2 separate regions of the Homo sapiens genome follow, and region 1 is linked to region 2. A link is a contact called in ENCODE Hi-C or POLR2A ChIA-PET data. All regions are on one chromosome and are shown on one strand. The core of a region is the stretch at or near the end of the contact, and the rest is flanking DNA. Distances in the headings are between cores, read along the strand shown. Region 1 overlaps NBDY (negative regulator of P-body association). Region 2 holds the start of UBQLN2 (ubiquilin 2).

Region 1 (5,710 bases), core at 2,833-5,332, 240 kb before region 2:
TCATACCCCTCTGAGTGTGGGAATCATAACCTGTAGGGTGAATTTTCTCTCCTCTAAAGCTCTGCACGTTCCCAGTGCAGCCTACACATCCAGGAAGACTTGTAACAAGCGAAGAAAGAAAACATTTGCAATATTCTGAGATGGTTGTGTTCCATGCTGCTCTCCAGTCACTGAGAGGCATGGGTAAGACATGCAACCTTTAGAGCAATGAGGCCACAGCTTTGCATCTCAACAAGTGTTCTGTATGAAGGACCCATGCATGGCTTTCCCATTTCTGCCTGGAGACCCAAAAGGGGTGGCACAATTTGTCCTCCACTGTCTCATCCATTTTCCAGGCTGAATAATCTGACAAGCAATAGAATTCAGCTTGAGGAGCCCAGAGTGCTCGGTATCAAACCAAGGAACAGCCACCTCACCATCTGCAAAGACACGCCAGCCTCAACCTTCACTTCCATGCCCAGCACAGGAACACAGAGGAGGCCCAGGCGAAAGTGAGCATGGCTGGGGCCTGGCTACCCATGTATTTGGCAGAATGACTAAGATGCCCGGGGAATTAACTGGTGAGCCATCACATTCAGTGAGCACACATGCTCCATCAGCTATGCCAAGTGGCTTTCTCTAGGAGAGCCGCCTGTGGAAGCCACCCAGAATACCCCTCCTACTCTTGGGCATGGATGAGTGCCTGGGCTCCAGTGAGAAAAGTAGCTGAAGGCCTGGGACAGGTGTCCAATCTGTCGAGTCTCATCCTGACAGACACCTGGCCCGACCTTCTTCTGCTAGAAGGGTCAACAATCTATGGATGCCTGTTGGACCTGGGTGCTTTTGATCCAAGCTTTTGTCCCTTCCCCAAGAAACAGTGTGTTCCCTATTTACAAGCGTAGTGCTCACAAGCAGGCAGCCTGGTCTCCTTAGGAGGCTTGTGCAAATTCAGAGAAGTAATCAGCAGTGGCCTACAAGCAGGCCCATGCACTCACACACCCCTCCCCCATACCCCTTCACATTGCCCCCAGTGCGACCTATCCCCACCATGCCACAGCCCCAAGGGTGGGATTTCTTGAGGATAGGCTCCTCTGGCTCACTGGGACCCCTGCCCAGAGAGGAATCCAGAGGGAAGGAGGGAGGCAGAGAGCCTTTCGCATGTTGCAGGTTTCCCCAAAGAGACCATGTAGGTGGGGAGTCCTGCTGTAGATGAGGTGAGCGCTCCTTGGCCGGTTTCTTTCTTTCTTTCTTTTCTTTTTGTTTTGTTTTGTTTTGTTGGAAGCAAAAGGAGAAAGAGAAAAGCAAGGGAAATAAGTGACTGCCATTTCTGGAGCCACACTGCCATCCAGCGGCAGTTGTTTCTGAACACGACCGGCTGCAGGGATACTTGCCTTCTGACAGGCACAGACTTCAGCGAGAATATGTCGGGCTGGGTGGACTCTGACTAAGCCAGAGTTTCCCCCATCGCGGTTTTAAACCTTTGAAGGAAGTGTGCCTGCCATTTGGACCCCACGGAGAAGCAGCTAATCTAGAGGCCCAGGGACAGAGCAGCCAGGCAGCCCCAAGACCAGTCAGTCCAGAGTGCGGAGGTGCCCTGGCAGCCATCTTGAGGTGGGCTTAAGGGAAGCCACTGACTACTGACGGCCGAGACTGGGGTCGTTTACACTGGTCTCTTTTGTGGGGAGTTCTGGGGTGCCCTTGCCTGGAATCACGCTGGGGCCAGAGGTCCCCTATCCTCCCAGTGAACCAAGGAGCTGTGGGGTGCTGTGGGCGGGACGACTCCTGCCCGGCAATTCCTGGAGATGGCCAGGGGAACCCATGGAGGGCCGCCCCTTCCTGCCCTTTTTTCGGAGAGGGCTGTGGAGCCCGGGTGCCATCCTGGTAATGAGCAAGGGCAAAGGGCCAGCCAGGAGTTCCTCTCTCGTCCAGCTTCAGCCTGGGGGCCCCACACCGCCACCATCTCTTTCGTGCTCCTGGGATTTCTCCAGCACTCATGCCCAGCTGCCTCCAGTTTCCAGAAACAGATTCCGCTCGATGGCACTATGGCTCTACAAAGGCCAACTACAAGCTTAACCCTGCCCCTCCAATCCGACGGCCTCCACCCTTTCCAATGTGAAAAAAAGAAAAGGGAAAGAGAAACAAAAAAAAGACAGGGAGGATAAAAAGGAGCCAGCCACCTGGTCTCAGGTTGACCACCAAACTTAAGGGACCCTACGACCTAGGACCAGTAGGCAGGAGACACTGCGGAAATCCTCTTTATGCCGCCAGCCTTTGCTTTTCCTTTGGCCCTCTCCAGGTTTCATGGCTCATGCTCATGCAGAAAAATAGAAGACAAATGATACATAATCATGGCCACTGGGAAACCACAGGAAGACTGGGATCATGGGGCTGCCGCCCCAGGACAAGGTGCTGGTCACCCAGCTGAATTACCCAAGGTTTTGCTGCAGGACTGGTGGTTCTCCCAAAGCCTGGAGCTCCAGATAGAGTTTACCACCTTGGGCTGGCACATGGAGGTCACCAAAATGAGCGAACAGCTCAACAGGCAGTCACAGGGCGTGTGGCAGGAATCTCCCTCAGAGGGGATACTCAGCAACTGACTGAAGTCTGACTCTGTGCAGGCTGTCCTGGCTTTCACATGGGGTGGGGGGGAGGGGTGACATGAGGGTGGCTTAGGGGAACTGGGGAAGGCCACCACGCAACACAGATTCCCATGGCATCACAGAGGGCCAAGGGTCCCAAGGGGACTGTCTGCCTCTACCCAAGGTGTGGTCCCTTTTTAAGCAGGTTGACCCAGGAGGCTCCAGTTTCACACTGGCTGCTGGGGCTTATCTGATAACAGACTTCCCGCATTCATTCTCAGGAGAAGGCCTTAGGTGCCCAATCAACAGCATAATGACCCAGGCCTGGAGCCAGGAATCCTCACCCATAGCCCATTGCCTGTGGCCGACTGAGAGCCTTTATGGGAGAGTTCGTGGGCAGTCTGGTGGCTATGGCGACACATGTGTGTGTGCGTCTGTGTGGGTGAATGCTTGAGCCCGCACCCCTGGGCCTGTGTGAGGATTTGTGTGTGTGTGTGTGTGTGTGTGTGTGTGTGTGTGTGTCTATGAGTTTGTGAGTGTGCATGTGTTAGTGTATGTCTTTGTGTCTGTGTGTGTATCTCCCTGTGCATGTGTGTTTGTGATTATATTTGTGGTTGTCGGGGTTTCCCTGTGAGTCCATGTGGTTGTGTCTGTGTCTGTGGTCTCTGGGTGCCTGCCTGTGTGAGTGAGAGTGGGCAAATGGGCACGTGGGAGAGACAGCCTGCCTATACACACTGAAATCTGGATCGTTGTGTTCACATGGCTGGATTGAAAGAAAAGACAAAGGGGGACAACTTGCCAAGGCTCCTGCTGGCTCAGGATTACACATTTAGAGCATCCACAAAGAGAATGGGAAAGAATGGTGAGCCATGAGGAACAGGTTAAGGGGTGGGTTCATGGTGACATTTCATGAAAAGTAACACATTGGCGCCTTTGTGGAACACCAGAGGGACTGAACTGGTGACCTTCATATCTGCTCCTTTAAGAACAAATGAGGCCTTTCTCACTTTTGTTCTGCAAAGGGGCATCCTGCATCACCAGGAGCAGAGGAAGAAGCAGTCTCAGTATAATGCTTGACCCGCCAAGAGCCAAAAGTGAAAGGAAAAAGAGAAGAAAGAAGAGAAAAATGAGAAGGAGAAGGAGAAGGAGTAGAAGAAAAAGAAAAAGAAAAAAGAGGAGGAGGAGGAAGAGGAAGAAGAACCAGAAAGACAATAAGAACAAGAAGTGGCAGCTTCACGCCACAGCAGCTGTCCTGAAGGACCTAGTTCAGGGGTGCCTCACTGCATGGTGGCATACACAACAAGAGGCAAAGAGAAACCTGTGATGTCCCGGTGAAAGGACACAACACCAAGAAGCTTCTTGTTGATGGGTTCTTTTCCGAGTGGTATCAAGGGCTTTGATCTACAAGTAGGCCTAGAGAAGCTACAGAGGACAGAGGTGCAGGCTGAGCCATGCCCTCCAGATGTCATCAGCGCACTGCAAGGGGCCACGGGCTTCTAATCTACAAGGCCTGGGTAGGGAAGTACCCCGGAAATGGGTGGGAGGAGAGATGTAAAACGGGGAGGAAATGGATACCAGAGAAAGGAGGTAATGAGCCACCTATGGCAACACTGACAGAAGGCAGATAGGGGAGGGGGATGCTGCTTACACCCCCAGGGTTCAGCCCGGGTCCTTCTGATTTCCTTAGGAAAAGTAGGCTTACTCTCCCTAAGGACATTCCTGTGCCCACCCGACCCTGCTTTTGCAGGCTGATCCTGAACTCCCTAAACCAGAAATTGATGAAAAGTAAAGAGTGAAGAAGAAAAAAGTGAAGGAAGAAAAACTCCAAAAGTACACAAAGAATCAGGGTGAGCAATGAGGTTGAGAGTGAACTGAAATGCAGGATATCCCAGGTGGAAAGGTGGCTGCCCAAATGGCCTCTTGTGCCTTCGTACAAGAAGAGTCACCTACCAGAGAAAAGCATCAGACCCTTAGGCCAGGGTTTGTACTGGGTCCACACAGAGGCCAGTGGAGCCAAGAGACTGCGCTGCTCCACACTGCCCCCACCCCCACACCATCCCACACACTCCACCAGCAAATACTGGGAAGCCAGACAGAAAGGGAGAACAAAAATGAATAAGAGAAAACCGGGAAGCTGAAGAACCCTTCCCATTGAGAGTTACCTAGATGTGGGGATCTGAGTGTGAGCACAGGTGCCTGGGCAGACACCTTTTAGTGAGTATTGGTGGGGATGCATGTATGTGCCTGAGAACATATAGAAGCACAGATGAAGACAGGAAAAAAGTTAGATGAGATGGGAGTTAAATATTACAAATGAGGATTTCTGACACTCAAAGTCACCTTGCCACCCCTAAGGACACAGTCCAGATCTTCCTGCATTCTTTTCTTCCTATGTTTTCCCTAGGCAGGCACCAGTCTCCTTCTGAGGAGACCTGTGCAGATTCATAGAAGAATCTGCAGCGGCCCACACACAGGCCTAAACACCCACACACCCCTCCCCCTTTACCCCCTCACACTGCCCCCGGTGCTACAAATCCACAGCAAAAGCATAGCATTTCTTGAGGATAGGCTCCTCTGGATTACTGGGACCCCCTGCCCAGAGAAGAATCCAGAGGGTAGGAGAGGCAGACATCACTCCTACTGTTGCAAGTTTCCCCAAAGTAACCACATAGGTGGGGAGCCCTGTTGAAGATGAGGTGGGTGCTGCTTGGGCAGTTTCTTTGTTTCTTTGTTTTTTTTGTGTGTGTTTGTTTTGTTTGGTTGGCAGCAAAAGGAAGGAGAGAAAGGCAAAGTGGAGGAAGGAAAAGGGGTGATTGCCATTTGTGGAGTCACAGTGCCATCCGGCGGAAGGTGTTTCTTGACAACAGACTACAAGGACACTTGCCTTCTTCCAGTCACAGATATCAGCGAGGATGTGCCAGGCTGGGTAGACTAGGCCCAAGCCAGGGTTTCCCCCACTGGGGTTCAGAGCCCTTAAGGAAGTGTACCTGCCATTGGAACTCCATGAAGAAGCAGCTAAGCTAGAGGCCCGGGGACAGAACAGTCTGGCAGCCCCAAGACCAGTCAGCCCAGTGGGCGGAGCTTCCCCATCTTGAAATGGGTTTAAGAGAAACCACTGTTCACTGACTGCCGAGACTGGGGCCATTTGCTCT
Region 2 (5,911 bases), core at 1-2,500:
TCGTGCTGGTAGTTGCAGAACTCTGGGTAGCTGGCGGTGGTGCCCATGGATTGGGTAGTGGATCGCGATTTTCTGTGCGGGAAGGCTGCGTACCTTCCCCAGAGGAGGAACTACTCCCCACGGAGGCAAATGGATTACCCCCAAACTGCTCTTGTGCGGCATTCAGCATCGGCTCTTGAATGTCAGTGTACATGCGCCGTAAAGCATTATAGCCACCTGGGATGCTTTCTAGATTGCTAAGAGCCAGGTCTTGATTTCTCATCATCTCTTGCATCATGGCTGGATTCCTGGCAATTTCGAGTGTCTGCCTCATTATGTCTGGGTTGTTGAGCAGGTGACTGATTTCTGGGTTTCTCTGAATCAATTGCTGCATCTGTGGATTAGCCATAATGAGCTGCCTCATCAGATCGGGATTCGAAAGCATGCTCTGAACAAAGGGATTTTCCATTATTTGGATCATCATCTCAGGGCTGGCCATAAGCTGCTGCTGCATCTGGCTCTGGAGCTCAGAGAAGTTGGTCGAGCTCAAGCCCAGGCTGCTAAGGCCTGCAAGTCCTCCCAGGCTCCCCAACCCAAACGGGTTGCTATTTGTGGAAATAGGTGTGGAGTTACTCCTGGGAGTCGACGCCGAGGTAGTGTTAGTTCCCGCGGCATTGCTAGGCTGCGTGGACTGGCCCTGAGGTCGGTTCTGGCTTTTGATGACAAGGTGAACAGTCAGCCCATCATGGATGCCATGCTGGATCAAGGTATCTTGATCTTTTAAGATTTTTCCGGCAAAAATCAGCACTAGCTGATCGGTTTGGGATTTGAAGCGTTTCGAAATCGCTTCCTTAAACTGCTGAACCGAGCTGTTCTCGGGCACCGCGAACTCCTCTTTCTCTTTGGGAGTCTTCACCGTGACTTTGATGATTTTAGGCTCAGCCGGGGCAGCAGCCGAGCCTTGGGCCGCAGCAGGGCCGCGGGAGGGGCGCGGGGGGCCGCTGCTCTCGCCATTCTCAGCCATGGCGGCCGCGGTGACGCAGGCGGGCAGGGAAGGCGCGGGCGGGCGAAAGAGAGAGCGCGAGGGAAGGAGGAAGGAAGGAGGCACCGCCGCAGCGGGCTGGGCCGGGTCAGGCGGGGAGCGCGGAGCACGGTACCTCTGTGATGAAGACTGCGGTTCCCTGGTCCTCCGGTGGAGAAAGGCCTGGGCGTAGGCCGCTGGCTGAGGTCTCCGCGCTCCGGTCTCTGGGCCTCCTCCGCCGCCGCCTTGTGATCCGACCGCGCGCACTCCCAGCAACTCTGGCAGCCGCTCCGCCTGCTGATCCCCGCCCCTTCCCCTCCCCCAGTTCCGCGCTCGCCTCCCCGCCCCCTCTGCTGACGCGGCGCCAGGCCTAGATTGATAGATTTGGCTCGGTCAAAATTAAAAACTTCTGCACTGAAAAGAAAAAAGGGAGAGAGAGAAACAAAGGGAGAGAGAGAAGAGAACAGAACAGTACAGAGCAGGCGAGGCAGAGAGGGTGAGACGGAGAGAAGGAGGCGGTAGAGAGTCAGCTTCTGTAAACGACATTAAAAGACCAATGGAGAATGTATATTAGCAATCTGTAAGGCAGTAAAAGGGTGAAAGCCTGAATCGAACAGATCCCACGTATAAGACGAAAAATGAATAATAAAGAACTCTGACAAAGCAAAAAGAAAAGAGGAACACCTCCAGTAGGGGAAGGGAAGAAGACAGAGCAGGAGCGTGCATTTTACAAAAGGAGTGCAAATGGCCAATAGACATTAAAAAAGGATGATTAATTTCACTACTAATAAAAAGAAATCAAGTTAAAACAATAAAATTCTACTTTTGGCTTATCATATTGGCAGGGAAAAAAATAATGGTAAACCTTCTTGTTGACAGGGACCCTAAAAAATGCCCTCTCAGGCTAGCTGAAGTGTGAATTGTTACAACCATAGGGCAATTTGAAAATATATATCAGCATTTTGAATGTTTCCACCTTTATTTAGAAATGCCTAACCTAGACACTTCGCCTAATAATCGGATGAGGATGCAAAAATATTTATGTATAAAATGTATATACATTGTAGCATTTTAAAATGTTATTTAAATATATTAACTATCTGTTTACATGAGATTAGTTGAGCACATTATCATATTACCATACAAGAAAATATAGAGTGTCTTTAAAGGTATACATGAAATAAACTGTAGTTATAGGGAAATCACAGAGTATTTTCAATTATGCCTTTGTATATTTCTGTACAGTTACAAACTATATAAGAATATATGTTCCAATATCAAAAATACAATAAATATATTTTTATTTTAAAAGCAATTTTTGAACAGTTTGTTGTATATGTAAACCGTATGTGTAAAAAAATCTGGAAGGCTATGCACAAATAAGTTAATGGCTGTTAGTACTGTTTGCTGAAATTATGAATAATTCTTATTTTCTATTTTCATAAGATTTTGAATTTTCTGATGATTTTTGTAAGTATGCACTACAGAAAGGTATTTTGGGGAAGAGTATGGGTAGAAATTGACAGGCACATAATAGTAGTGGCAAACATTGACATATTTACCTAATTTAATTACAGATTAAGTAAGAGCAATAAAGATGTAGCAATGCTGAGAAAGAGAACTTGAAAAATAGAAGAAATAATTTCAAATTTATCTATATATTTCTAACTCTAGGTTAAACCACACAGAAAATTCTTCCCCAACCCCCACCCTCTACCAAGCATCCACCAAAGCACCACTGCTTTCAACATTTAACAGCATTTCAAAGTCATTAGGTCACAAATACTTTAATAAATCTGAAGATAAGAAAAATATATATATACAGGTATGTTATATCCATCGATGGAGAAATGGAAGAATTAATATTATTTTACCTCTCTATTTTATTAATATAATTAATAAAATACAGAGGTAAAAAGATGACTAGCTTTAAATATGTTAATATGTATAGATCTAAAAAGCCAAATTAATTAGTATTAGGTTGATGCAAAAGTAATTGCGGTTTTTGCCATTGAAAGTAACGAATTGTTACTATTATACAATGGTTTTTGCCATTGAAAGTAATAGCAAAAACCGCAATTACTTTTGCACCAACCTAATACATGCCAAACAGCACTCTAATACATTCTTATGTATATTTGAAATATTCTTTTAGAAATATACCAAACTTGCACCCATGAGGAAGAGGAAATGGAATAGGATACAGGATAGTGAGTAAAGGGAACTTAAATATGTAAAAATGCTTTTTATCTTTAAAATGAAAGCAAATATGATAAAATATCAGCAATAGTTAATTATGGGTGGTGAGAATATGAAAATATTATAGGTAATCTTTAATTTCCATAGAATAAAGCTAGATATTAATAATCAAAGTATGAACAAAAAACCAACCATTTGATTATTAAAACATAACTGAATACTTTTGGGGCAAAGTGCAATGTTCTTATTAGAATAAATTTACAAAAATAATGATAATGAGAGCATATACAGCAATACTAATGCTAGGATTTTTCTACGTGTGATCTGAGAACATTGTTAAGAATGCATGTTTCTAGGCCCCACGCCAAACCTACTGAAATAAGTGGTGCACTGGAAGCTGCATTTGTATCAAGGTCCAGTTTAATATTATTTCATTTATTAAGTACTATGTGGATGAACTCAGAGTCAAATTTATACATTCAAAGACTTAAAATATCAAACAACAGATTGAAAATAAGGGAAGTAGGCATTCGAATAAAGAAGGCAACGGAAAATAAAAGGAGGGAAGTGAGGTGACAGCTATAGAATGATAAAAGCAAATATTAATGAATTAACAAACAGAAAAAATAAAATTTGTTAAGTAAATCTAAGAAAGTATTTGAAGAATCAAGTCAAATACACAAATCTTTATTAATTGGCGATTGTCTTGGCTGACAATTCCCTCACCAAAATACACATCAGAGGGGCAAAACCATACTCACCCTCTTGAGGAAACCTTCCAGAAACACACTTCTTTGCATTATCTTTCTTTACCTTAAAAATTATGTGATTGTGATTTTTTGACATTTTACTTCAAAATATATTACTTTTAATGTTTTAAGTTACAATGAAATAAAATTAACATTTTAGTAGTAGAACATACGTATCCTCATTAGGGAAAAGGACAGCATTAATTAGCTGAAACAAAGAAAGCACCAAGAAAAATATACGAACTAGTATTGTGTGAATACATTTAGTCACAGATGAAGGAGATTTTTTTTTTAATAAAAAAGAAATACGTTGTAAAAAGATTGGCTAATGACAAAAAAAAAAAAAAAAAGCCCTGATGACTACATTTCTAGGAAGATAGATATGGCCAAAATATATTCCAGAAGTAGAAGATCTTAACAAACCATGTAAGAGACATGTAAGAAAATGAACAAGGCCAGGTGCAGTGTTTCATGCCTGTAATCCCAACACTTTGGGAGGCCAAGTCAGGCGTATTCCTTGAGCCCAGGTTCAAGAACAGCCTGGGTAACATGGCGGGACCCCATCTCTACAATTTTTTTTTTTTTAAACTAGCTGAGCTTGATGGCTAGTGCCTATAATCCAAGCTACATGGGAGGATGAGGTGGGAGGATCGCTTGGGCCTGGGAGGTGAAAGTTGCAGTAAGCCTTGATCATGCCACCACACTTCAGCCTGGGTTACAAGAAAGTAAATAACTAGTTATTCTAAAAATCACCTTTCTTGTTCGTAGTGGCTGCTGAGCTTACGTTTTTTACCCTCTCTCTTTACCAAATCCCACTGAAGTGACAGAAATGAGAAAAATAATAACCCCCGAACAGTAAGCCTTGATCATGCCACCACACTCCAGCCTGGGTTACAAGAAAGTAAATAACTAGTTATTTTAAAAATCAGCTTTCTTGTTCATAGTGGCTGCTGAGCTTACGTTTTTTACCCTCTCTCTTTACCAAATCCCACTGCAGTGACAGGAATGAGAAAAATAACAACCTCATAACAGTTTTGAAAAGGTGGAAAGAGTGCCATCAATGAACTTTTAAGTTAAATATCAAAATAAATTCTAGATTAAAAAATGAAATCATAAAATTTGCAGAAATATATTAGGGCAAATATTTACATAAGCTAGGCATGATGGTAACCTGATGAAAATGACAAAGAAAAATCATGGATGGAAAAAATTAATAGATTTCATTAAATAAGAATTTTAAACTATATATCAACAATGTAATAAAAATTAAGCAGTTAAAGACAAACAAAAAAATTGCAACATATATAACGCATGAGATCTATCCATGACATACAGACACTTCTTACAAATTTTTAAAAAATGAACGCTCCAAGGGAAAAATAGGCAAAGGATGTTAACCAGTATCTTACAAAAGAAAAAAAAAGTCAGAATGAAAAGAAAAAGGAAAGAAGGAAGAAAGGGAGAAAAGGAAGAAAAAATATGTTATCTCCTTTAAATAAAAAAATACAAATTAAAGTAACTGTGAAATACTTTTTGTCTATAAAATTTAAAAGACCAATATAATATCCAATCTAGACATAGTCAATAAAGACTGCCTAAGTTCAAATCCTGGTTCTATTACCTCTGATTGTAAACTGCATGACTTTGGCAAATAACTTAACTTTTCTGTACTTCAGTATTCTTCATTTATAAAATGATGGACTATTTTGATAATCAAATAAATTAACGTATTTTAAGCACCTACAAGTTTCCTGCTCATAGTATCCACTATAGAAGTATTATTATCATTAGTAGTAGTAGTACAGGAAAGAGGTAACTCATAATCTGCTGGGAATTAAGTTACTTAGTAAGTACAGCTTATTTAAAGGGCAATTTGCTGATAAACACTAAAAGTTTAAGAAAATGTGCAGACAAGTTCACTGAGTAATTCTACGTTTAGGAATTTATCTGGAGGCAGTAATTC

What was found. A loop is a pair of places that touch in the nucleus more often than their neighbours do. ChIA-PET counts read pairs that join two places held with the same protein, here RNA polymerase II (POLR2A). Pooled maps may share reads with other maps.
Region 1: a loop to region 2 is called in a pooled map, with 7 times the contacts of the local background. The contact joins the enhancer-like site here to the promoter of UBQLN2 in region 2. A Hi-C loop is called at or near these places in 6 of 168 maps with a recorded cell type or tissue (CD4-positive, alpha-beta memory T cell, CD8-positive, alpha-beta T cell, mammary epithelial cell and 1 more), 13 of 37 single-sample maps with no recorded cell type and 17 of 50 pooled maps. POLR2A ChIA-PET finds 5 or more read pairs at or near these places in 1 of 52 experiments (activated CD4-positive, alpha-beta T cell).

Annotation. Positions count from the first base shown.
Region 1 is chrX:56,799,348-56,805,057 of GRCh38, reverse strand. The region is part of intron 2 of NBDY (negative regulator of P-body association); the gene reads right to left. Among named protein-coding and RNA genes, the nearest start is that of NBDY, 73 kb to the right of the region's middle. RefSeq lists enhancers at 1,476-1,615, 4,115-4,184. Within about 2 kb of position 4,082, at least 7 of the 41 ENCODE cell types and tissues checked have a DNase peak (open chromatin) inside an H3K27ac peak, as active enhancers do; they include CD8-positive, alpha-beta T cell, where a contact is called at or near this core.
Region 2 is chrX:56,558,966-56,564,876 of GRCh38, reverse strand. It overlaps UBQLN2 (ubiquilin 2), which reads right to left and starts at 1,250. Exons shown (of 1, transcript NM_013444.4): 1 at 1-1,250. The coding sequence starts at 1,003. RefSeq lists enhancers at 254-313, 324-523, 920-1,547.